Regions from separate parts of the Mus musculus genome. Here regions 1 and 2 are each linked to region 3. A link is a loop called in an ENCODE intact Hi-C map of the cell type or tissue named here. Cell type or tissue: left cerebral cortex. All regions are shown on one strand.

What was found. Peaks named below come from ENCODE experiments on the same cell type or tissue, not always from the same donor. Only the 100,000 strongest peaks of a DNase experiment are listed, where the experiment ranks them.
Region 1: a loop joins it to region 3, with 7 times the contacts of the local background. A loop is called at or near these places in 8 of 42 quality-filtered maps.
Region 2: a loop joins it to region 3, with 2.8 times the contacts of the local background. A loop is called at or near these places in 2 of 42 quality-filtered maps.

What each region holds. Positions count from the first base shown.
Region 1 is chr17:62,880,515-62,888,514 of GRCm38, reverse strand. Efna5 (ephrin A5) reads left to right here and starts at 7,198. Exons shown (of 5, transcript NM_207654.2): 1 at 7,198-7,509. The coding sequence starts at 7,385. In left cerebral cortex, a CTCF peak has its summit at 4,169 (motif pointing right); DNase peaks (open chromatin) are centred at 6,439, 7,113, 7,464, 7,818 and 5 more places; H3K4me3 peaks cover 4,068 bases; H3K27ac peaks cover 3,961 bases.
Region 2 is chr17:62,717,234-62,725,233 of GRCm38, reverse strand. The region is part of intron 1 of Efna5 (ephrin A5); the gene reads left to right. Among named protein-coding and RNA genes, the nearest start is that of Gm52303, 57 kb to the left of the region's middle. In left cerebral cortex, no CTCF peak of the experiment used is centred here; DNase peaks (open chromatin) are centred at 2,478 and 3,965; H3K4me3 peaks cover 324 bases.
Region 3 is chr17:62,650,290-62,658,289 of GRCm38, reverse strand. Efna5 (ephrin A5) reads left to right here. Exons shown (of 5, transcript NM_207654.2): 2 at 7,156-7,448. Among named protein-coding and RNA genes, the nearest start is that of Gm52303, 120 kb to the left of the region's middle. In left cerebral cortex, a CTCF peak has its summit at 3,168 (motif pointing right); DNase peaks (open chromatin) are centred at 1,510, 2,162, 5,739, 6,349 and 2 more places; H3K4me3 peaks cover 759 bases; H3K27ac peaks cover 1,843 bases.

The sequences.
Region 1 (8,000 bases), 230 kb before region 3:
TATCTTTAATTTATCACTCTAAAACTTACACTATTGACGAAGATATTTGGAGGGCTGGGGCTAAAGTTATGAATCTGCTCTGAGGACAACTTTTTAAAACATTAACATTGTATTTATTAGTGTGACCAGGTAAAATATGTGTATTCATATCCTATAAAATGAGTATATATGGAGAGAGATTGTTTAGATAAGTAAAATAATAATAAAGAGTCAAGCATTGAAAAATACCAAGATCCAGTCCCCCCCCCCGCCCCCACCACCACAGAAGCTTTTTGTCTGCAGGAAAATGCACATAATTTAAAGAAAGAAGATCTGAGTTTGCCATAATTCCATGCTTTCCTTCCCTTTGCCAGTTTTGAACCGAAGGGGAAAAGTAAAGCCAGAGCTAAAAAGGGCTTGGAACCAGCCTTCCCCATTTTATATAATCATGCTTATTGACTGGAGGTTATATGCTATGCTCCTCTTTAAATAGAATTCTTGCAGAAGTTGATGAAAATCTTTGGTGAAAAACTGATTGAGAACAAGTTTTCTCTACCTCCATGCTTGTGTGTCTGTAGATTTCCGCACAGGAATCCCATGTCCCTGTTTGTGTACATATACGGTAGCACTGGCCACTTTTACAGAGATGTATTGGCTTTTGTAGACTTTCAAAGCAAGTAAAAGAATTTTTAAAAAACGCACACTTGTGTGCCCTCTGGGTGATGGTCTATGTAACTGGCAGAACAGGCATATCCTAATCACTAGTTGGAATGTGGAAAATGTGTAAATTCAATTTATTTCTGTAATAACTACACATATTCCTTTAAAAATGGGTGTTATAGATCCAATTATAAAATACAGATACCGACTCTCTTATTGATATTCACTTGTAGTGATATATTGTCTTAAGCAAGATATTTATTTAATAATTCAGAGAAGATAGTATTGGGTTATACTTTATGCTAATTGATTAGATTTGCAAAATGGAGACAATTTTCATCCACAGAATTTTATTTAAAAAGATGAAGAGGGAAATACAGAATAAAACTATGTACATGCTCAAGCAGTGAGATTAGAGAAATTGCTTAAGGGAATAAACTCATTTATGTGCTTAGTGGCTGGTTACACAATCCTGTATATATTCTGAAATCTGCATAATAAAACGTGACGTGGGACTGGCTGAGACAACACTTATTTGCTTTCAGAATCACAAATGGACACACACACCTTTGTAATACAAATGTATACACACACACTTACACACATACACACTTACACACATACACACACACATGCACCTTATTAGGAGATCTAGGTGTTTCTCAAAATGACTGCTAACACATCTGCACATTTGGAGAATTTGCTACAGTCGCATTATTTAAAACGTGTTTTGAAGTAGGAAGAACAACACACAGCTTGCTCATTCCGAAATGGAACAACTTTAAATCCCTGTTTTAGAATATCACAGAGCCTTTTAAAAACCATTTCTGGATTGTTTTGTTTGGTTGTTCTTGTTGTTGTTTTTTTCCCCCTAGAGTGTAAAAGGAAGGATGCTGAAACAGACTACAGGAAGTCCCAGCACAGAAAGAGTCACATGAGAAGGAGACAAAAGATCAGGGTGATTGGTATTAAAGGTAGGGATGTGATAGTCTGTAAGCAAGATCAGAGGTTGAAAATGAATGTTTCCCCTCATCGGGCTGTCTGAGGAGAGAAGAGGCAGCAGACTTATTATTTCTAAGTGTTCTGAGAAACTTCTCTTGTGAAAGAGGGTAAAGAAGAGAGTAGATAGAGCTTCACTTCAGTCTGAGGGCAGGGTCGCGGAGTGACAGCTTAGTGGTTGGAGCTCTCACTGAGGATTTAGAACAAACACTAAAAGCTCTGCAGAAACAGTAGGATTGGCTTAAATACTATGCTAACATTCATTAGGGTTGTTTTTGTTTAATTAGGGATGTTAACTATACTTTCTTTAGTTCTTGCTCTAGAGTTTGTTTCCTCTATTACTTTTGCTGGATACAAGTTCCAATTTCACATCTTAACATAGTTAAATTTGATTTTCCTAAATTGAGAGTTGCCGAGTCTACAAACGGTGGGGGCTTGATTCACTTTTTATTTATTTAATTTATCTCATTCACTCATTTTGGCTGGACACTTGACATAATAGAACTCTACAACGCTAATTCCAATAAGCCAAATAGAAAGATTTGCCCACATTTAAAGGTAGGTATTGCTCCTGTAGTCATATCTTGGAGATCATACTTGTAAATAATTGTGTGACATGGAAAATTGTTTAAAAGCGTCTTTCAACTTAGCAGACTGGATCAAGAAACTCTGCCTCACTGGTGAGCTGATAAATAAGAATGGGCCTTATTTTCCTGAAAGATTGAAGTAATTAAGGCAAAAATAAATTACCTGGATCAGCGCTTCTCAATCTTCTATCCTCATTAGAATTCTCCAGAGAGCTTTTTAAAAATTACAGATCCAGGTCTAGCCTAAACAACGGGGGCTCAGGCACTCTCCTTCTAGAGAGCTCCCCTCAGTGATTCTAACTCATAGTTTAGATTAGAACACAGATTTGGTCAGTTAAAAGCAAACAAGACAAAACAAAACAAAACAAAAATAAAAAAAAAAAAAAAGAAAAACCCAAAGCAAAACAAAACTAAATCAATCAACCAACCAACCAATCAATCAATCAATCAATCAATTAGAGCCAATTCATGTTTTGAGGCAAATAATGGTTTTGCCTCAGTATTACTGGTTTTAAAGTTACCAGAGTACTTGTCTGCTGATACCCATTTACAGGACTGGGAGGGCCCTGCATAGACCATTACCAACCTGCTTTTAAGGTTCTACCCTGTTTTCATCTTGTGGAACTTAACACCTTCATCAATTCCATGAATTTTTATTCCTTCACTTTTAATGGCTCTTGTTTTCTTTTGGTTGGACAAGAGGCTCCTGCCTTAGCTGAAGAAAAGCTACTCATTGTATAAAGAGCAGATTGGTAACATGGGGTTAAAACCACTATTTTATATGGAACTATTTTCTATGGATTTACTGTGTGTGTCTTCCGACAGAGCTAGTCACATTACCTCGTAAGGCGTGTATAGTTAATATATACTTCTCTTCCAATTGTATCCACTCACGTATTCAAGGGTCACATTGCTTAGTAAGTCCAATGTCAATACTTGGCTCCAGAGGAGACATTTAATTTAGAATTATTTCTAATAGACATCTGAGTTCTGTTTTGAACTATTTCAAATCTAGTATCTTATTCCAACCCCATGAATCATTTTAAGGAAGACCATAGCATACTTTTGTCTCATTAAAATAGGGCCATTCCTATTTAAAATAAAGTGGAGATGTTTAAGATATTAAAATGGACTTGTTCTTTTGGTTTGATGACTTTTTACATCTATATGCATTTCCAAGGGGGAAATAAGCATGTATTATTTCTTTTTTTTTGTCTGCCCCTTTTCAACTGTGGTGTCTTAGGAAGCCAGCTGGCTCCGTCCCTGATACCTGATAGCTCTTTGAGACTCTTTCTGAGTTTCAGCATTTTCCTCAAGACAGAAGTCTTGAATTCCCTCCTTCCTAAAGATACACATAACCTTTTAAAGGGTTCAGAATATTTCCTGCAGAAATATTCTCATGTGCCTTTGTCACATGAGTGCCTATTACAGTTACCATCAAAAAGGCTGGGAAAGAAATCTATCCTTCCACAGCAGAGAGAAAAAAAAAAAAAAAAAAAAAAAAAAAGCATACCCTGAACTTGTTCACCAGCCAGAGGGACAGCAGCATTTTAAATGAAAACCCAAATTGATTTTAATAGTAAAAATCTTATCGTCTTGTTTCTTTAAGGTGTATCCCTCCTTTCTTGACGTTGGAAATTTGGTGAAAGAAGCAGAGGAGAGCTTAAGCGAATAGAATAGTCTCAATTTAAACTCTTATAAATTAGTCTATCAGTTGGTCAGTCATGCAGTCTAACGATAACGGTTGTAATTTACGTCTGGTCACTCAACATGGACGTTCCTTCAGGATAATTAGGGAAAATCTCCATCACGTCCAGTAACGCCCAGCCTGTGGGAACTGCTTCTTTCCTCTCATGTCTTCACTCATCCTGACCTTAGATTTTCCATCAGGCTCAGCGTGGGCTGAGGCTGCCGTCAATGCCCCTGCTGGGTGCGGACTGCAGGCCGACCACTGGAGGGCGTCTGGACGCTTCCAAATTTCTCCGAAGCGCCTGGAAACCCCAGGCCGAGCTTTGGAAAACGCAGGATGGAGAATTTGATATTTAATTTTATTCGTCTAATATGTAAAAGGGAAAAGACGCAGTGTTGAGAGGATGGAAAGAAAGGTAAACGGCTTTCTTTTTTGGGTTCGGCCTTCTTACCAGGCTGTATACACTAGAGAACAAAATAAAAAGTCTGGGATGCAGGTCTCAGCAGCATCGGGTATGGGGCTCGATGCCAGGGCGCAGGACCACAGGGGACCCGTCCCGAGGCGCCAGGACTCCTCGCTCCCAGGAGATCCGGCTTAGCTGGCCTCAAAGGATCTGGGCCCTGCAACCTCCTGACCAGCCCAGGAATGCACGGCCTTTTTTCAGCAATAAAGGCGTTTTCCCTCCCTCTCACTATTTCCCTCCCTTTTCTTCTCAAACCGAGTTTAGTTCAAGATATTTATGTGGGGTGTGCGTGTGCGTAGCGAACCAGCCCCAGGATCCGCGTGGAAAAGGTGTAAAGTACTGACGGGCTCGCGCGCTGCGTTTTTCTCCTTCCAGCTGAAGGTTCACCCTGAATTGTAATCACTTTAAACTGAGATTTTTTTTTTCTCCGACTTTTCAAAACCTGCTTTCAGAGAATCACTTTAAAGAAAAGTCCCATTTCCTGCCCCCAAGCCTTTAAATCTCGGGTAGAAAGAGAGGGTTGAAAGGCACAAGAGAGATGCTCAGATTTCCAGATGACCCTGCGCGGCGTGTGCGGCGTGAAGAACCGAGCGGAGGTTTACACGAACTCCGATTTACTTAGGGCTGCCCTAGCCAGTCAGCGCAGACTTCACGTCACCTGAGCGGTCCCCGAAGCAATTTTCGGCTCCCCTTTTGGAGTGGGAGCCAGTTTCTTTTCAATCGAAAGACCCTACTCCCAAGTAAAAAAAAAAAAAAAAAAAAAAAAAAAGATGCCAAATCACTCTGAGTCCAGACGCACTTCAGCAACCAAAGGGTTACTCGTGCTGCCGGGCTGGGCCGCGGAGAGGGTGCCTCGGCACTCTCAGTAATTCAATTAGTCAGGTTTCAGGAAGGTGGGGCGGGGGTGGGGGTGGAGGCGTGGGGAGGGAGGAGATGAGGAAAACGCCTCTTTCTCCCGGAGCAAACCAATCCGGTTAGAGAAAAGAGAGGGGAAAAAAAAAAAAACCGATCTGTAAGCAAACAGCAGGCCTCTCCCTGACTGGTTACTCCAATCACCCCCCACCCTCCAAGTAAACTGCATGGAGGGAGGGGGAGTGGGGAGGGGAGCAGCCCACATGACCTGGGCCGCGGAGGCAGCAGCGCCGGCGGCGCCTCCCCCTGCTCGGTCCGGAGCTCACCCCCCACGCTCGCGCCGCCTGCCAACCCAGCGCCCCGCGCAACACGCCCGGGCGGAGCCCCCCTCCCGCTGGCCCACGTCCACGTCCACGCGCGCGGGCTCGCGTGGTGCCGAGGCTGCTGCCGCCTGGGCCGCCGCGGCAGTCGGCTTTACACGCAGGTCATTAACGAGGGGGCGTGCCCGAGGAGATTTTTTTTCCCATAAAGCATTTTTTCTCTCCTTTTCTTTTTTTTTTTTTTTCCCTCCTCTTTTGCAAAACTGACTTTTCCCCTCCTTTCTACTTCTCGCCAGTCTTCCCAACCTCTCCAGGCTGCTCGCGCCGCTGCACTCAAGTTTATTTTCCCGCCTGGGCAGAGGTTTTAGGATTCGGTCGGTGGCTTTCACCTCTCGTTACTGCTGTGCCTAAGGAGGGAAGGAGGAGGCAGCTCCGGATCGGGAAGGTTTTCTGATGTAGTCATCGGGGAGGTGCCAGCAGCTCGCGTGTGCTCCCTCTCCCTTTTTCCCTCCCGGTTTCAAACTGATTGATGAATCTCTACAAGTTGCTGGGGTTGGGGCCGGAGAGGTCCGAGTCCCAGGGACACTTCTGAGAGCTCCCCCCCGGGGCTCTGGGCACGCCGTGCGGGGGTTCAGCCTCTCTCCCGGAAGGCGAACGGAGACTGTCATCAGCCCATCCCGGACTTGGAGGGCTCCATCCGAAAGTGATTGTTTCCCCTCTCGCTTCTCAGCCCGGCAGTTGGCTTGGCGTCGCCCTGCAGGTTTGGGCATCCCGGCCCCGCCTGGCTGGCTGGTTCACAACCTCTGCTCTTCATTCACTCCGCGGCACCCACACCCGGCCAAGACAAGCTAGCAGGAGAAATCCCCGACTCAGCCAGCGCCCGGGGGTGCCATCTCGCTCTGCCTCTGCGGTCGGACTCCTTTGGGGACCTGCTGGAAGACGTGAAGAGCCAAACTTTTCTTGGAGCCTTTTCCGAAGCAAGACCCGCTCCTCCTCTCCTCGCCTGAGCGCTCGGCTGCGGCTTTGGGCAGTTCCAGGACTCCGGCAGAGCCGGGCTTGCGGATCCAGATCGCCACTCTTCTCTGCGCACCTCCGGGTACCGCAGTCCACAGGACTCCTGCGAGCCTTGCGGGGGGTCGCCTGGCCAAGGCACAGAAGGGAGGCTCCGGACTGCTTCCAGCCTCCTGGGGACACCAGTGTGAGGACGCCCCCCCCCCCGCCCCCCTCCACACAGCGCCCTCCTCCTGCAGTTTCTCTCCGGCCGCCAAAGTAACTTGGAACAAAGCGGGGCGCACGGTGAGGGCCCAGCGCGGCGGAGGAAGCCCGTGCAGACCGCGGCGCCGACACTGAGCCGGGCCCGGCGGGCCGGTGTATGTCTCCCCGCAGCCGCGGCGCTCAACTCCCCGTGACTGTGCAGCGCGCGCCGCCGCCTGCCCCGACCCGCGCTGCCGCCGCCCGGCCCCGCACGCACCTCCCTCTCCCGGGGTGACCGGCTTGCAGCCGCCGCCCGAGACACAGCTCCGCACCCCTACCCCCGCCCTCGCCGCCGCCACCGCACACACGCACGCGTCTCTCCGTCTTGTGATTCTTCTCCCCTCCCGAGCCCTTCAGTGGGGGTGCGAGTTTGTCCCCCCGCCCCAGCCACTGCCTCCTTCTTCTCTCTCTCCTCTTCCTCTTCCTCCCGCGCTCGCCGCGCGCCTCTCGCCCCTTCATCGTATTTATTCCTATTTATTTGGCGTCCGCTCTCTTCGTCTGCCCCTCTCCCTCCCTCCCCCTGGATCCCCGATCTCTCCCCGGAGTGGCGCGTCGGGGGCTCCGCCGCTGGCTAGGCGTGATGTTGCACGTGGAGATGTTGACGCTGCTCTTTCTGGTGCTCTGGATGTGTGTGTTCAGCCAGGACCCGGGCTCCAAAGTCGTCGCCGACCGCTACGCCGTCTACTGGAACAGCAGCAACCCCAGGTAAGGTGGCCGGGGCGGGGGCGCCAAAAGCTCGGGCTCCGCGGGCCTGGGCCGGGAGCAGGGGACACGGCGGCCGGGAGCGGCGCGCACCAGCCGCAGGCAGCGCGCGCCCTCGGAGCCTGCGTCGCCAGACGCCGCTGGCCGCCCGGCGCCGGCGGGAAGCGCTCGCTCCGCGCCGCTCTTTGTTAAGCCAGGGCGGCAGGGCCGGCGGCTGCTAGCAATCCCCAGGGCTGCGCGGAGCCGCTGCCTCCGACCGGGTGCGGGGAAGACACGGGAATGGGCGGGAGCCCCGGACCCGGGCCATCGCTTCCCAGTCGGGGAGATTGGCCCGCACCTCCGGATCCCGGCTTAGAGCTTGGGTGCTGGTAGCCTCGGGTGCGTACTGCCAAGAGGTCCTCCCTGGAGCCTGGGGGGCGCGGGGCTGAGGCCGGGATCCTGATAGATAGCATCAAAGTTTTCTTTTTTTTTTAATTTTAAAATTTTTACTTAAA
Region 2 (8,000 bases), 67 kb before region 3:
CAAGCATTTAAGCCAACAGACTGATCCATTTCTATTTCTTATGATGTTCTAAGGACAGTTATAAGGTCTTACATTGAGTAACTGTGTGGCATGCTTCCTTTGTGTCAGGTTTCAGGGTGATTCTGCATGTCAGAAGGGTTGATGTGTAGGCAAATAAGTCCAACACAGATCCGATGAGTAGAAAAATTGGAATATGTACCAGGTTTTTCAGTAGGCCAGAGGGGAAAGCAGACAGCTTTCCCTGTAGTGGTTCCTGATACTCTGGGATCTATGCTGACAATTACTTCAGGTATTAGGATCTGCACGGGTGACTTCTGAAGGTCTGGAGTTTGCTGTGTCTCTTGTACCTCCCCGTGTTTGTTCTGCTTGAGGTGGGTGCCACACGGAGCCTGAACATGCAGCTGACCTGGGTTCATATCCCTCCCTCCTGGTTTGCCTGGAAAAAATGACTGGGTTTATGTTTTGGCTTCTAATGTAGATATGGGAATCAGGATGCTTTTGCTTGTTGGTGGCATTAGGGAGAAAGGGACAGCTAAGGATTTTATGACAGCCGGTCACTATTCTATGCTTTGCCTTCACGTCCATCATCTCGCTGTGTATTTACACTTACACAGTTTCTAATGATATTTGCCAATGTCGTGGAGGTATGAAGGGCATGTGTGGGTATACGTTCCTGAGAAGGCACATGTGTGTGAATATGTGCTGGGTTTATTTTGGGTCACTGGGGGAAATTTCCAATTTTGAGATCAGCGACCCGGAACTTCTTTGTCTGCTGTGGTTTCCAGCTATCTGGGTTTCCCATTCAGCGTGATCTAGGCAGCTTTATATGGAGAATCAGTTCAGAGTGTACCTGGTAGTTTCACAAGGCTAATGAAATCTGAATGAAATTAGTTGAGTAAAATGGGGATGCCACAAAATCCTCCTATGCTTCTCACTAAGCTGGTTGGGTATTATTTAAAATTGCTTTTCATACAACCAACAGTATTTTTTTTCTTACGTGTACACATTGCCTGCTTCTTCACAAATTATAAAGTATGAATTTTACTTAGCATCTTAGCAGGTCCCTCATCTCACGATTCATAATATTTTTGTCTTGAACTGAGATTATTGTCAAGACCTTGGTAGGCACTTTCTCTTTAGAGAGCAAGTGCCCTTTGTAATTGATGCCATGGTAGTTTTTCTGAACTGACGACATTAAAGATACAGAAACACAAAGCCTACTGTTTTATACATACTCTGACTTATTGAAGCAATAATTGAATAATAAATATGACAATATAATAGTGCCATAATTTTACTGGTAGTTCCATGGTAGCTTTCTCCATTACAGTTTATTTTCGAAGTGCTTTAAAATAGGAAGGGTTGTTCCAGGGGAATAAAATTAAGTGTCTACCAGAATAGTGATAGATATCATGACAAGTCCATCTGCGCAAATACCTGCTACCTCGGAGGAGGCTTGGGGTTTAAGCGAGGCTTCTGGCGCCATATTTTTTTTCATGGGCTCTTTACCACACATCACAGAGGAGCTAGAAGGCTGCTTCAGTGACTTTATAGATGGGTAAACTGAGTCATGGTGCAGTTGGAGGGGTTTCCCAAGGTAATGTCGTCCATATTTTGTTAGCTCTTACCATTAGCTTCCCACTGCAAAATATTTATTCTTATGAAGTATGTGCGTTATCTGTGCCTTGTGCTTCCTTAATTCATTCTCTTTTTCTTTTTAAAAGAATTATTATTATCATTAGTAGTAGTAGTAGTAGTAGTAGTACTGCTATTACATCATTGTTGCTATTTATTGTGGGTGTTTGTGTATGAGTGTTCATAATATATTTAGGAGGAGGAGGATGTCCTACACTGCATGTGGAGTTCAGAGGACGACTTTACGGAGTTGGCCCTCTCCTTCCAGTTTTATGTGTGTCCTCGGGAATGAACTCAGGTGACTGACTACTCACCAAGGCCCTCACTCGCTGCCTCATCTCTCTGGCCCACAACTTGATTTCTTTTTCTATGTAAGAAGATAAGAGAACAGAGCTGATAAAGTTCCCAAAGGAGAGGTCGCATTCTTGAGTAAGGCTGTCTAGTGTCTATTTTTAAAACATGGCAGTGCAGCAGCCCTTCCTTGAGAGGAGGGGCACATTTGGTCTTATTTATCTGTTAACTAACATTAACAGAATGTTAGTTGCATTTTTAAATTCTGCAATTTCAAAACAAAAACAAAACCATGTTTTAATACATTTCAGCCTTTGTCAGGTTATGATCTAAACTTTTGAGAAGGAAGCCCCACCCCCCACCCCCACCCCAGACACACACAGAGATAACTTAAGAAATGACTTTTCCTTAATTATTTCAGCTCAGCACAGAAAGGCTTTTCACATTTCTTTTCTGCACGACAGGGAGTTCTTTAAAACAGAAACACTAGAAGGAGCAGAAAGCTTCTCATAGAACGGATAGGCAGGAACTCCTCAGGACAAATGGGGGAAGACGGTCTGTCGTCAAGGATACCCATCCGGTACTTGCTTTCCTGTTTTAGAAGTTCTAGATAGCGAACGAGGATGCTGTAAAACATGTACACAGTATATCTTTGTTTCTGAAGACCTCAAAACAAAATTGTATTTGGAAATTTCATTCAAAGGTTTTCTAATGATGCTTTCTACAGTGATAAATAATCGTGGTAGTTGGAAAAAATAAAGTGACTGTTGAAACTGTGGTACGTTGTGTCCTTTCACCAAATCCACCCCATTCCTTTTCCCCTTTGCCTGCTCCTCTCCCTCTTCCACTCCCCCTCCCTCTTCCTCTCTCTCTCTCTTTCTCTGTCTATAAAGAATTCTAGAAACCACTAATAGAAAATGCAATTTCCTATTGCCTTTCTGTATCGGGCTTGTTTTGCTTTATAGCACAAGTCTCCATTTGCTTCCATTCTCCATCTAATGACAAAATTTCATTCTTTAATATGGCTGAGTAAAAAACTCTTGTGTGTTTATGCTACTTATCCTTTGTTGGCTAGTCTGTTTACAGAAACATGGTTTTATTCCATGTGGGCTATTGTAAATAGTCCAGTAAATGCGGGCACAGGGGTATCTCCGTTCTATGTTTACCTAGTGGAGTTGGGTGTGTATACCCAAAAATGGTATAGCTAGAAGAGATGGGGACCCTTGTCCACAGTAGTGAGAGAGGAAACTGGCCTTGCCCTGAGGAGATCAGTATGGAAGAACTTATCTCTTTAGAATATAAGTGCCGTGCCTCTTTGGTTTGTTTTTTTTTTTTCCATTTTTTATTAGGTATTTAGCTCATTTACATTTCCATGGTTTGGTTTATTTCTATGTCTTTCTTATGTAGGGGTTTGCGTGTGTGGTGCAGTTCTGACTCTATAGGTAAGGAAACCACAACATAGGTTAAATAATTTACTCTTCATTTTATGCTGACTCATCACCAGGCAATTCCCAAGGCTTTATGTTGCTGTTCCTGTACAGAGTGCACAAGGCAGACCTGCAAGGAATTCTGGGGATGCACATTAGAAGGCTGTCACTCAGAGGACTTTGAGTCACAGGTTTTTAAGAGAACTTCAGAACTATACCGGCAAGAGTAGGGCAGCTTCTGGCAACAGCATCCACTCTACTGAGTGCCATCTTGTTCACTGTACGTCTGATGATGTTGTTGCCTGGTAGTGATTTTAAGAATTCTGGAAACTTAGCAAGAGGAAGTAGTCCTGAGTGGAAATTGATGACCCAGTCTAGGGAGGTTCCTAGCATGCTCTTTCCCAACACGCAGCGACACATTCTGAGCACCTCTGTTTTTTAGCTTCTATTATCCACCACCCAAGTTCTCAATTCAATTTCAGACTCGGGCAAAAGCCTGTAATTCTATTTGTTTTGGGTAAATTTAGCAAGCTGCTCCTGATTACACCTTAGCCAGAGACCATCTGTTGACTGGCGTGCCTCTCCGAGGAGTGGTTTCTGTAGGCGATGAAACGGGAAGAGGTTGAAGCGCTGTTGCTGTTAGTAAGCAGATGCACCACATCCAGGATGGTCCTTCCCGCCCTTCAATCTGCCAGCTCTCTGTATTGATGGAGTGTCGTATGCCTGCGAGTCATTCCATCCTCGGGCAATGAGAAGTGCTCTCCCAAGGGCCATTTATCAAGTGCTTCTCCTGGCATTTGATGGAAGGGAATCTCGAAGTCATAGCTTGATACACACAGGGCACTCTGCTGCGTGTCCCGAGTATCTAGGTCTGTGTGTATATATCAACTCCGTGCATGCTTTTCAGCAGCTACAGTCATGAGCTGTCAAAGGCCCCCCTAGATGAAACAACAAGATACAGCTGTGCCTCCTAATACAATGAGTAAGCCTCTGCAGCAGCAGCAGGCTCACGTTCTAGAAGGCACTGCTTCCTCTACTATCGTGATTGCTAGTTCATTGGTATCAGATAGCGGACATGCGCCACATAAATTCACAGTGTCGAGGAACAGTTTCAGCGCTGACTGTGACAGGCTGAGCCCCCCTCCCCCCCTTTTTTAAATGATGATGATGATATTGTTAGCTCATGGCTGAGTCTGTCCAAACTCAGCATAGACATTGGCTTCCAATGGCAGTGAGGCAGGAGGGGAAACGGAGGAGCTAAGCAGGAATTAGCTTTATATTGTTTTCTAAAGGGATTGGAGAGGGGTGGGGAGGAGGGAATGGGTTGCCAGGATGCTTGACTACCAGAACTAGATGGCAAACTGGGAGGAGCCCTCAGTTGGGTGAGTCCCGTGCTGGGTGGAGGAACACCTAGGTTGATGTGATTAACTGACTTACACTGGAAATTCTCAGGTTCCATCTTACGACCCCATCAGCTGGGGCATTCCTGTTGAGGGTTGTTTGTTTGTTTGTTTGTTTCTTTCTTTCTTTCTTGTCATGGAGAGTAGGGACTTCTTTAGGATTAGGTTGTGGCTACATTATTTTTATTTTAAGCAAAAAAAGCTTAAGTTTGCTTAAAAGCTAGCCTTTGCTTTTTATTGTATAGGACCGTATATTATTATTTTGATTGTATGGCCTGTTTGTTTTCAGTACTGTGGATGGAGCTGAAGGCATTGCATTTACAAAGCAACTACTATACTACTGAGTTGTAGCCTCAACTCTTCACCACCTTTTTACAAGAACAGGGTCTCACAGTGTAGCTCAGAAGGACATTTTCTCGCATCTCCTCCGTGCACACACAAAACTTGACCGTCTTAATTCAAATCTTGAAATTCGCTGGAGATTCAGTAAAGTGAGGATAGTTTGCTATGTCAGTGACAAAACGCAGCATACAGTGCATAGCTATGTTTCTGCTTTGTCTGTCTGTCTGCTTGCCTGTTTGTTTGAGAAAGGGTTTCTCTGTGTAGGCATAGCTCTTCTGAGCCTCACAATGTAGACTAGGCTGGGCACAAACTCCGAGATCCACCTGCCTCTGCTTCCCGAGTGCTGACAGGCATGCGGCACTGCCACACTTGACTACGTTTGTCTTCCTCATGTTCTGTTGTTCTGTTCAGTGTTCTCGTGATCAAATGCAGGGGTTTGTGTGTACGAGGCAAGTACTCTAAAGAAGGGATGCTAAGGAGTTGAAATCAGCCCTGGATGTGGCCGTTCCGGCCTGCATGAGATCCTCTCAGCTCCACATCGGCTCCACCACTGAGCAGTGTGGTGAATGCCTATAGTCTCAACACCCAGTAAGGGGAGGGGGACAAGGAGCTCGCAGCAAATCCGGTATAAATGAATGGACTTCCCATACTCTTGCTCCCAGGTGGGTTTTACTATGTGGCCCAAGCTAGCTTCAACCAGGACATGTGGCTCTGCATACTGTCACACTTACAGTCCTCCTAGCCACAGCCAACAGGAATACCTTCTAAGGGACTAACATCAGGAAACCTGAATGAGAACGATAGTCTTTGGGAACAACCATGCTGATGGGGAATTTGAGCGGTTGGCACTGAGGAGGAGATTTTCTAAGTGTAGCGCTGGAACTTCCAATCACCTGGGATTTAGCATCATTCATGTAGAGCTGTAGATCACCCGCAGACCACGTAGTAATTATAACACAAATAGAACATGAAGCTTAATGTACAAATAAGAGCTGCATTTTATTGATTCAAGGCTTAATATTGTACAGATGGTAAAAGGTATCCTGAAAGCAAAATAGAATACTTTACAAGACGCATTTCCCAAGTCATAGAGTTGAGTTACACTATAATTAAGGTTATCCTATATAAAGCCTATACGAAGAGTTTTTAATAAGGGTTTCATCCTTTACAAAATGGCACTGGAACATTTGTTATTGAAGTTGTCCTCATGTGTGAGATTATGCTATGCCTTCAGTAACTCCTTCCCTGGCCTGCTGTGTTCTACAAAGCAAAGGCATTAAAATGAAGCCATAGCCTGAAGATGCAGCCCCCGAGCTGGGAACTGGAGGTGTGAGTTTCCAGCACCTTGCTATTTGAAGAAACAGAATAAGGGAGATTTAAGGCAAAGCGTGTATGCCCCTTTGTCATACTTGAACATACGTGCGCTGCTCAAGTGTGAGCCGCAGTGTCTCCTGCTCGAGTCAAGGCAGAGCTGTCTAATTCTTAAGGACTGTGCACTTCCATAGCATGAATAATAGAAACAGATGAGGCAGACAGGTGTCCTTTTAAAGCACAATTGTAAGAAGGAAAGAGATGGGACAACTAACACACGAGCAAAATGCCAGATCAAACAGGGTTGTGCCAATGGGAAAGCTGGGTCTTCTCATCCAAAGCAACTGAATTCAAGTCATCATTTAGTGTGAAACAGTGTGGCACTGTAAGAAGTGGCGATGAGGTCCCTACTCTATGAACCATACAAGGGGATTTGACTTCCATGAGCAAAATTATTAGAGGGCAAGAAGAACTTACCATAAAGAGCGGTGGGAAAGGATAAAAAGCTGCAAACATTCTTCAGGGGATAAAGCTTAAATTGTAAGGGAGATTAAAACAAAAAAAACAAAAAAAAACCAAACCAACCTTCATGCCCTACTGATCACAGCCGTTGTTGATACATTTGTGTGAGTTTTGCCTTATTGTGGATTATAAACACAGTCTTGGGAAACAAATAATTACTAGTGATCAACCTATAGATGGAGATTATACAGGAGTGTGTCTCCCAGGATGAAGGATCGGCTTTGAGAGACAATGCCCAAGTGTGGCATCTGAGATAATTAAACAGGGGGCGGGGGGAGGAGACGCTAGCCCGTCTCGAAGGCTTAGAATGTTGTTTGTGGCGAGGCACTAACAACTGGCTGGGGCTGTGGACTCCTTCTGGAGGCTGCAGGTTTAAATTATCTGGTCTACACTAAGCCAGGACCACGACCCCGGGAGCTGTCCCTCAGTGGCCTCTCTCAGATATTCAAGTTGATGTTGCTAGCTTCTGGTCTCCAGGGGCCTATTTACCTTTGTAATTTGCACCTGATGCATTTATATTGGTAATTTTTTTTTCTCTCTCTCTCTCCCTGGAACCCTGAAATCTCATTTATTCACTAGTGCAATAAAGTGGTGGAGGGAAAATCCCTCCCTAAAGCAAAGAGGGGAAGAATTGTTTAGGGAAACCGGCGCCATACTAACCGAGGCTCTAATTAAAACATCAGAGGAAGTCTTGTTCTTACTTAGACAGTGGCTAATGCCTGCATCCCTGCGCACCTGTGTTCTATCCCTGGGCATCCTCAATAACTTGGTGTTTTTTTTCAAGCTAGTGTGTTTTTGTTTCATAACAAAGCAGTAACAGCCCTAGGGTTGAAGCACAAGAAGTCTTCAGCCACAGCCTGCAGAACCATTCTTGGTAGTGTGTATGTGGGAGAAATTACTTTGAGGAACAAAAGCACAAACAAGAACTGATTTAGAGTAATAAGCAATTAACGTAGATTAACAGCAGTTGCTGGGTTCCAGCTGTTGGCTGGTAGAGCAGGTTCCTTCAGACTAGTTGAATGTGACCTACTGTTATTGGAGTCCAAAAGGAATAAAAGTTTGTCCCTGCAGT
Region 3 (8,000 bases):
AATCTGTATATATGCATCAGGGATTCTGCCCCATGTACTTAAGAGGCCCTAAAACTCCAGATGGCTTAGAGCCTGCTCCCCAGCTTTGTGAGACTCTCCTGGGCAGCAGATGGAGTGAGAAAGAGTCTATTCTGCATTGTAAACGTGACCCACGTTAAGACCACACTGAGTGCCAGATGTTAATTCTTTATTTTTGTTTCAAAATCCCCGTTTGAAAACTATTTGACATGATCTGTGATGTGTCCGCCCTGTTAGGGCTCTGCTTGGTTAACAGGCTGACTTGGCCCCGCTGACATTGACATACTCTGGCTCCCTGCCTCAGGCTTCACTCGGGGCTTAAAAGCAATTAGACTGTCACCCAAAATACCCGGTCCCTTCCTAGAGAAGAGTCTTGTTTAGGTCTTGCCCATTTAATGCTTTGTTTCCTTTGGAGCTCCTCTGTCAAGCTAATAAAACAAAACTCCAAATGAGTTAAAACTCGGGAACAGAGAACATTTTGTGTGTCTTATGTCTGAAGCAGGTGCTGGTCACCGGGAATATAATTTTTCTTTTTTTAAATTTCAGACTAATGTGCCTAATATTAGACTAGCCACAAACTAGAGCTGTTTAAGATTCATACCTACCATTTGGTATGGGTAACTGATATCAGACATGGGACTTTAAAACGCACACACATAGCACTGAGAGAGAAAATCCAAAGTCACAAGTTAGTGTATTGCAATGCTGATGGATTCTTAGTATCCGGCCAGGAATATTGTATCTTATTAATATTACCAACAATTAATGAGAGTGGCCATGCCACAGAGCTCCTCACTAACAAAGCATGCACATCAGTGGATTCTGTTTGGCATTTTCATGAATGGATCAACACAGCCCTTAAATCTGGAAAGCAAATATTTCATCAGCACCTTACACGTCATGGGATGAAAAGGTATACGATGTAGCAGAAGCTGTTAGCACATGTAGCGCATATATATGCAGCTTACTCTGGACTGAATGTCATCTGCAAAAGAGTAAGGAGGACTTGCATATCCCTGAGATGCGCATGGAAGCAAGTTTTTCCTCTGCTTTGTGAGTCACCACTTCTCTCAGAAGAATTGGGAGTTGATGCTGGTACATTGCTGAGCGTGAAAGAGGGACACAGCCCAGTGCTGTCCATTACTACGGTCATCATCAGCTTCAACCCATCTGGTTGTGCTGAAACTATCTACAGGTCAAACGCTGAGAACCTGGTGTGAAAGTGGATTACCAACACACCCCAAAGAGTCCCCCGTTTTAGCCCAGAAGAGAGGGGGAAAGTTTAAAATTAGCAAAACAAATATTTGTTCAGCCCTCGGTGCTGCCACCACCGCCATTTATCTGTGCCAAGTTTCACTTGCTGTTTATATTTCATGCTTTAACCTCTGCAGGAAAAAAGAAAAAAGAACATCTTCAGATTTAGGGTAGGGACCATAAGGCTTGCATTCTGCGCCCCGAGAAAGAGCAGAAGGAGCCAGGGGGAGGCATGTTATGCAACAGGACTGCTGCTCTGCCCATTGCACAGAAGCACAGTAAAACACAGAAGCTTGCGTCTCTGACGGGGGGGGGGGGGGTGGGGGCCCATCAGGTCCTTTTGGGACGAATGAGAAATTCTTCTGGCTAACAGACACATCTTATTCTGTAGTTAGACTTTAAAATCAGAACTAGTGGAATTGAAAGGCAGCCGCTGTAGAGACGTACTTGCTCTAGACTGGGTTTAAAATTCGAGAGGAACCCTGAGCTGATAAATTTGCTTAATCTTCGATCATAAATCATATCCTTCTTTTGCATCTCAGTTCCAGAACATAATCCATTAGGTCGCCCCGTAATTAAGGAAGTGACAGCGCAGTCCTCTTCAAATAGGAATCACCTCCTGACATGTTAAAATACATCTAAAATGTAGTCGTCAGCCATCCGATTGGAGAGAGATAACATTTTCATTGTGGAATTCTTTGAGACACTACCCGAAGCGGGAAAAAGGGTGCCCCGAAGCTCCCTAACTTCTGACGGCACTGTCTCATTTCAATGATGCCGTTTCTGTACTTAGGGAGGGGAACCACTTCACTCAGGAGCCGCCTGATAAAATACCTCACTACGTATTTCCCTGGAAGCAGGCTCTCTGCTGTGCCAGCAACATATGCTAAAGGCCAATTTAGAATGTTTTAAATAGGCACCGTCCCCTTCCTTTTCCAGCTACTAAAATGAAATGCATTTGGGCTCCAGCAAAGGAGGATGGATCGAGAGCGAGCGGGGCATGCTACAGGAGAATGGGGCTGGAGGGATACTGTGCCTCTGCAGCACTGTATCCTAGAGCCCAGGATGCTGCCTGCCTCTTTTTTGTCTCTGTTTGCTCTCTCTTATCTGTCAAGATCCACAACACCGGGGCATATGGTCGAGGAGGAGGAAAGGTCAGTGAGGAAACAGCGCCCACTGACAAACGACAGCTGCGCCAGATCTATTTGCTTTAACAAAGAGTCACCAAAGGACAGGGTTAAGTTAAGAACTCCGCTGATAAAGAACCCAAAATCTCAAGGACTAGATGTTGCAGTACTCAGTGGCCCAGAGTGGAAAAGAAAGTGGTCAATAGGACAGAGATGCTATACCTCAAGCTGACTGGTGCCATACAATGATGCTCCAGTTCATATCTCAGTACACATTTGAGGGCACATTATTGAGAACTCAATGGAGGGACAGTCGTTGTGTCTTGTCTACATTTGATTTGAGTTTTGAGATTCAAGTCATGATTGACTTCTAACTGCACAGGTTAGCTAAGGGAAGAGATATTAACACTGGCTTTAAATTGGTGGTCAGGATTAAATTTGGCCATGTGTTGAAAAGTCAGCAGCCAAATTCTGTGAGACATATCCTCTCAAATGAATTTGGAGGTGTACGTCCCAGGTCTCCCTTCCTTCCTTCCTTGCTTCCATGGTCACTTTGCCTTTCCTTTAACCAGTAGGGTAGCTTCCATTTTCTCTAGCTTCCATCAAGTATATAATTGATAATTTATTATAATTGATAAATTACTCTGGGTATTGGGGATGATTAAAGGGGTTTAAATTTTGTGCTGAATTTTATTCTTTTTTTTTAAAGATTTATTTATTTTATTTATATGAGTTACACTGTTGCTGTCTTCAGACACACCAGTAGAGGGCATCGGATCTGTGAGCTACCATGTGGTTGCGGGGAATTGAACTCAGGACCTCTGGAAGAGCAGTCAGTGCTCTTAACCGCTGAGCCATCTCTCCAGCTCCAAATCTTATTCTTAGTCAAATGAAATGGACCTTTTGTGATACAGCTGACATCAATCCTCAACCAACCTACTGCTCCATTTTGCTAGATGTGTGAAATATATCTCTGCTGTAGAATATTATTGTATGTTGTGTAGAACAACGAGCTGCCACGTTGTTCGACACAACATACAATACAGCCTGCTCCCAGGGAGGAACAGGGGTCATCTTTCTAGATGTGTGAGATGTTTCTGGCTCCTGAGATGTTTACACTGTGAGAACAGTTACGACGGTGTTTTCTGCAGATGAAATCTCCTTACTAAGTCTGTTGAGTGTTCATGCTACTGTGCTATGAACCGGAGATAATTTAGTGGAAGAAGAACGACTGCGGTCTTATGGGTGGGCTGCCAGATAGTATAGTTCCTAACCAGATACAAGGATCTCAAAGGCCACTGCGGGACACAGTGGTAAAATTAGAGGAAGTAAAAAAAAAAGAGGAGACATTTGCAGGGAAAGTTCTAGACCATTGGCTAACCTGTTAACGAGGTGGCTAGGTGCCCCGGGGCATCTGTAAATATTGGCATGCAAAGTCTTTCTAGAATCTTTCTAGATGTGTATTTCTGCTTTGATGTGAGCTCAAGCTCAGGAAAGCTGTTTCCTGGTGGAGAAAGATCCCTTTATGTGAATGGCTGCTGGGCCTGAGAGTGCTTCTTTCTGGGAAAGACGAGAATGTGCAGGAGTTAAGGGCTTCCCCTCAGCTGCTGGCTTAGGATTTTGGAGTCAAGTGAGTAGGCAGGGAGGAGAAGCAGGGCTTGACTTCTATTGGTAGCACCGTGAAGTGAACTGGTACCCACACTTCTAAGAGGCTGCCATTGTAAGAAGGGAAGCTGCTGTAACTGTGGAGCTGTCCCACTGTGAGGCCCTCGTGGTTACAAAGATGCTTCAGAACATGTATGACTTGGGTTCTGATTTTAGCCCCACTACCTATATACTGTGAAACATGAAGCTAAGAGGATAATGTCCTCTCTGGATGTTGCCCCTGATTGTTAATGTAAACATGTTCTAACTACTCATTCTAGTTGTTTTGAGTATTTCATAGTATATGTATCTCATAGATGTAGAACACACGCAAATCTCGAGGACAGCAAATGCTTGTTATGTCAGTGAATGGAAAAGAGGACTGGAACCCCAACAAGAATTGTCTCTCTAGGGACTGTGAAGCAGACCTATGGACATGGCGTTAGCAATTTAATCTCTTAGGAAATGCTAGCTCCCAGGTCACTTTCCCCTCTACCTTTTACTAGCTAGGAAATTGGGTATGTCATGTGATTCCCTAAACTCCGTTTCTTTGCCTTTGAATGGATATAACAACAGTGGGGATCCTGTGGTGCTGTGATGAATGTTAACTGAAATAATGAATGTCACACAGAGAGTGCTCAGTGTTAAGTCATGCTCGTGAGTTTCTTCCCAGTGAGAAAGCCATGACCACTTTGTATCCAATCGGGAGGGCTTGGTATAAAATAAGGATATCTCATGCTGTCTTTCTCTTTTATACTTGAGCACATTATACAATAACTTTCATGTATTTCAGTTAGTAATTGTTTGTGTATACACACACACACGCACATCTTATTCTTTGACATGCAGTAGTAGACAAACTTGTGCAAATGAAAGATTTGTAACCAGACAGACAAGCCTATAATCCTATCACGCAGGAGGCAGACACAAGAGGTTTAGGAGTTCAAGGCCATTCTTGGCAACAGAGCAGATTCTAGCATAGCCTCAGCCACCTAACACCCTTGTCTGAAAAGACAGACAAGCAAGGAACTGAAGCAGAAGTGTGAATTGACTATGATAGATTATTGTCTTCGGATATTGATCGGAGAGTAGGAATATTAGTCTGTAGAAGAATCACATGTTTAAAATAGAACCCTCAGTAATGTAAGCATCTCACATAAAAGCACACTATCCCCTGAAGGGAATACCAGTCAACCCAGTGTGGAGTGGGTTTTCAGTTCCATAGTTTTGCTTCCTTAAGATTCTAGTAACATGGACAGGGACAAAGATGGAAAAGATGAACTGAGCCTGAAATAATAATAGTAATAATAATAATAACAACAACGTGACAACGTGGTTTTTAATTGTAGAATAACAGAATTACAGAATAAAGGAATAACAGGGTGTGCCCAGGTAGCTACAGTTTTCATTTTCAATTTAAGCACTTTCACATGCTAGTCAAGCTAGCATGAATGACACTTAGGGAGAGGAAAAAAAACTTCCCCCTTGAATGTCTTTAAAATCTGTAATAATAATATAATAGTATAAAGTGCATCTGGGCATCGCCTTCTGCTGCAGTTCTTGTCTGGCGTTCGTCCAATGCTGTCAGGCTACTCTTGAGTGGTGATGATTCATAGCCCAGCACCTTTTATCTGAACACTGCAATGTCTTTTCTTTGTACTTAAGCAGTGATGTTACCTTGATGTTCAGAAATCTTTTAAAAGCAAGTCTTCCCTTGTGTCTTGACAAATCATTGTCCACCAGTAATGAAGAAGAGGGAAATGCGCGAGCATTCTAAACACAAAGAAATAAACACGTATGGCGTATGGCTCTCTTTGCAAGAAGTGGCCCACGAGAGAGGATTCTCATTGAAATGCAGATCCTCTGATGAAACCTCAGGGTTTTCTTCCTATGCCTCCTCCTCCTCCTCCTCCTCCTCCTCCTCCTCCTCCTCTGAGACTTGAGGGTCCTTGGGAGGCCAGCAGGACAGATTCTCATTGTTATCCTATCTTATTCATTGGGAAACTGAGGCTCTGGATGATGTATGACGTCATCAGATCCGAGTCTTAAAGCCAGTTCTGCCCACTCAATGAGTAGAACCATCACTTTCCCCTTTAAACAATGCTGTCTCTCCAAAGGGAATCTTTGTCAGAGAGTATTTAGCATTGAGGAGAAAAGTAGTCTTATTTCTCCCAGGTTGAACATTAGTTCCTAAGTGCTGAAAGTCTCATGAGTGGGTCCTACATTTTAAGAACTCATTGGGAAACTGGGGGGCGTGGGAGGATCCTGGAATGAGAAGGAGTCTGGGAATCATCCCAGAGATAACCAAAGGGACGAGGATTTTCACGTGTGGGGAAAGCGAAAGGAGAATCCAGAGACTGCTGACATCTCGGAATGTTTTATAGACTACCTTGCAGAAGAAGAATTAGATTCGCCCTTTGTAACTCCAGGCAGCAGAAGTCGGATCAGTGGGTAGGAATTACACAGAAGCAGATTTATGCTCAATACAGGAAGAAAGTTTCTAACATTTAGAGATGTCCAAAAATGGAATTGACCCGCTCATCATCACTGGGAAGTGTTCATGTGAGACTGACTGTCCGGCATGAAGATTATGGCACTTTATGAGTGTTGTATTTCAGCAGGAACACAGTTTTATGGTGAACCTTTCTGAGGGCTTAGGGAAGAATTTCCTCAGGAGCTAAAAACAAAAGCTTTTTTTTTTTTTTTTTTTTTTTTTTTTTTGTATGCTTTCCTGCCGCCATGACTTTAGGCTGAGAAAGATTTACCCATATGATTCCTGATTCCCACTTCAGTATGTCCTGTGAAATACATTTCAGCTGTTTGGAAGAAGTCATTAATTAAAACAGAGAAGCCATAGTTTTATAAAGTTAAACTGAAGCGGGATTTGGTACTCGCAGGGGTGATGTGTGTGTGTGTGTGTGTGTGTGTGTGTGTGTGTATGTATGTATGTATGTAAAATGTTTCAAATCAGGCTATAAATCCTAAGCGTTCAGTGAAGACTTTTCATACAAAATGTTTGATCTCCAAAGTTATTGAAGGATACAAGTGTAGATTCCGAGCAGAAACACCTCCCGGTATGAATTACCGTGTTCTTTCCTTCTGTTTCCAACAGATTCCAGAGGGGTGACTACCACATTGATGTCTGTATCAATGACTACCTGGATGTTTTCTGCCCTCACTATGAGGACTCTGTCCCAGAAGACAAGACTGAGCGCTACGTCCTGTACATGGTGAATTTTGATGGGTACAGTGCCTGCGACCACACGTCCAAAGGGTTCAAGAGATGGGAATGTAACCGGCCTCACTCCCCAAACGGACCGCTGAAGTTCTCGGAAAAATTCCAGCTCTTCACTCCCTTTTCTTTAGGATTTGAATTCAGGCCAGGCCGAGAGTATTTCTACATCTGTGAGTACCTGGAGATTTATTACGTTGTGGGGCAGCTGCAAAACTCTTGACTGATTTCTTCTTCTTTTTTTTAAACCTGTGTTTTGGAGAATTGCACAGCTGGACTCTGTGTTACAGATGTCTCCTTGTGAACACATACATCATGATCCCTAGATACATTAGCTGGGAATTGAGAGCCCAAATTAGATTAAAGCAACGGCACCTCTTCCTCTATGAAACCCCGTGTCAGCCTGTGCAGTGAACCACTGCCGACATTTATTTCTTTTAAATGAAAATTGCCAGGACTATTTTTCTTTTTTTAAATCTTGGAGAAAGGGGAAAAAAAAAAGATTCCTGGAAATAAAAAAAAACTGAAGGAAATAATTAAATTTACATAACTTGGAGTCATTGCTTTCTTATTCAGGTGTCAGCAACATCCTTTCTTTCAGCCAGGCACAGTTTAAGTGGAGAAAGGCCTAGCTCCTGCAAATGTCAGCATGCTGACGATAAATACTTGCTTTGCACCAAGGAGAGCAGACAGTGATTAGGAGCAGCTGTGTCTTTAGACAGGCA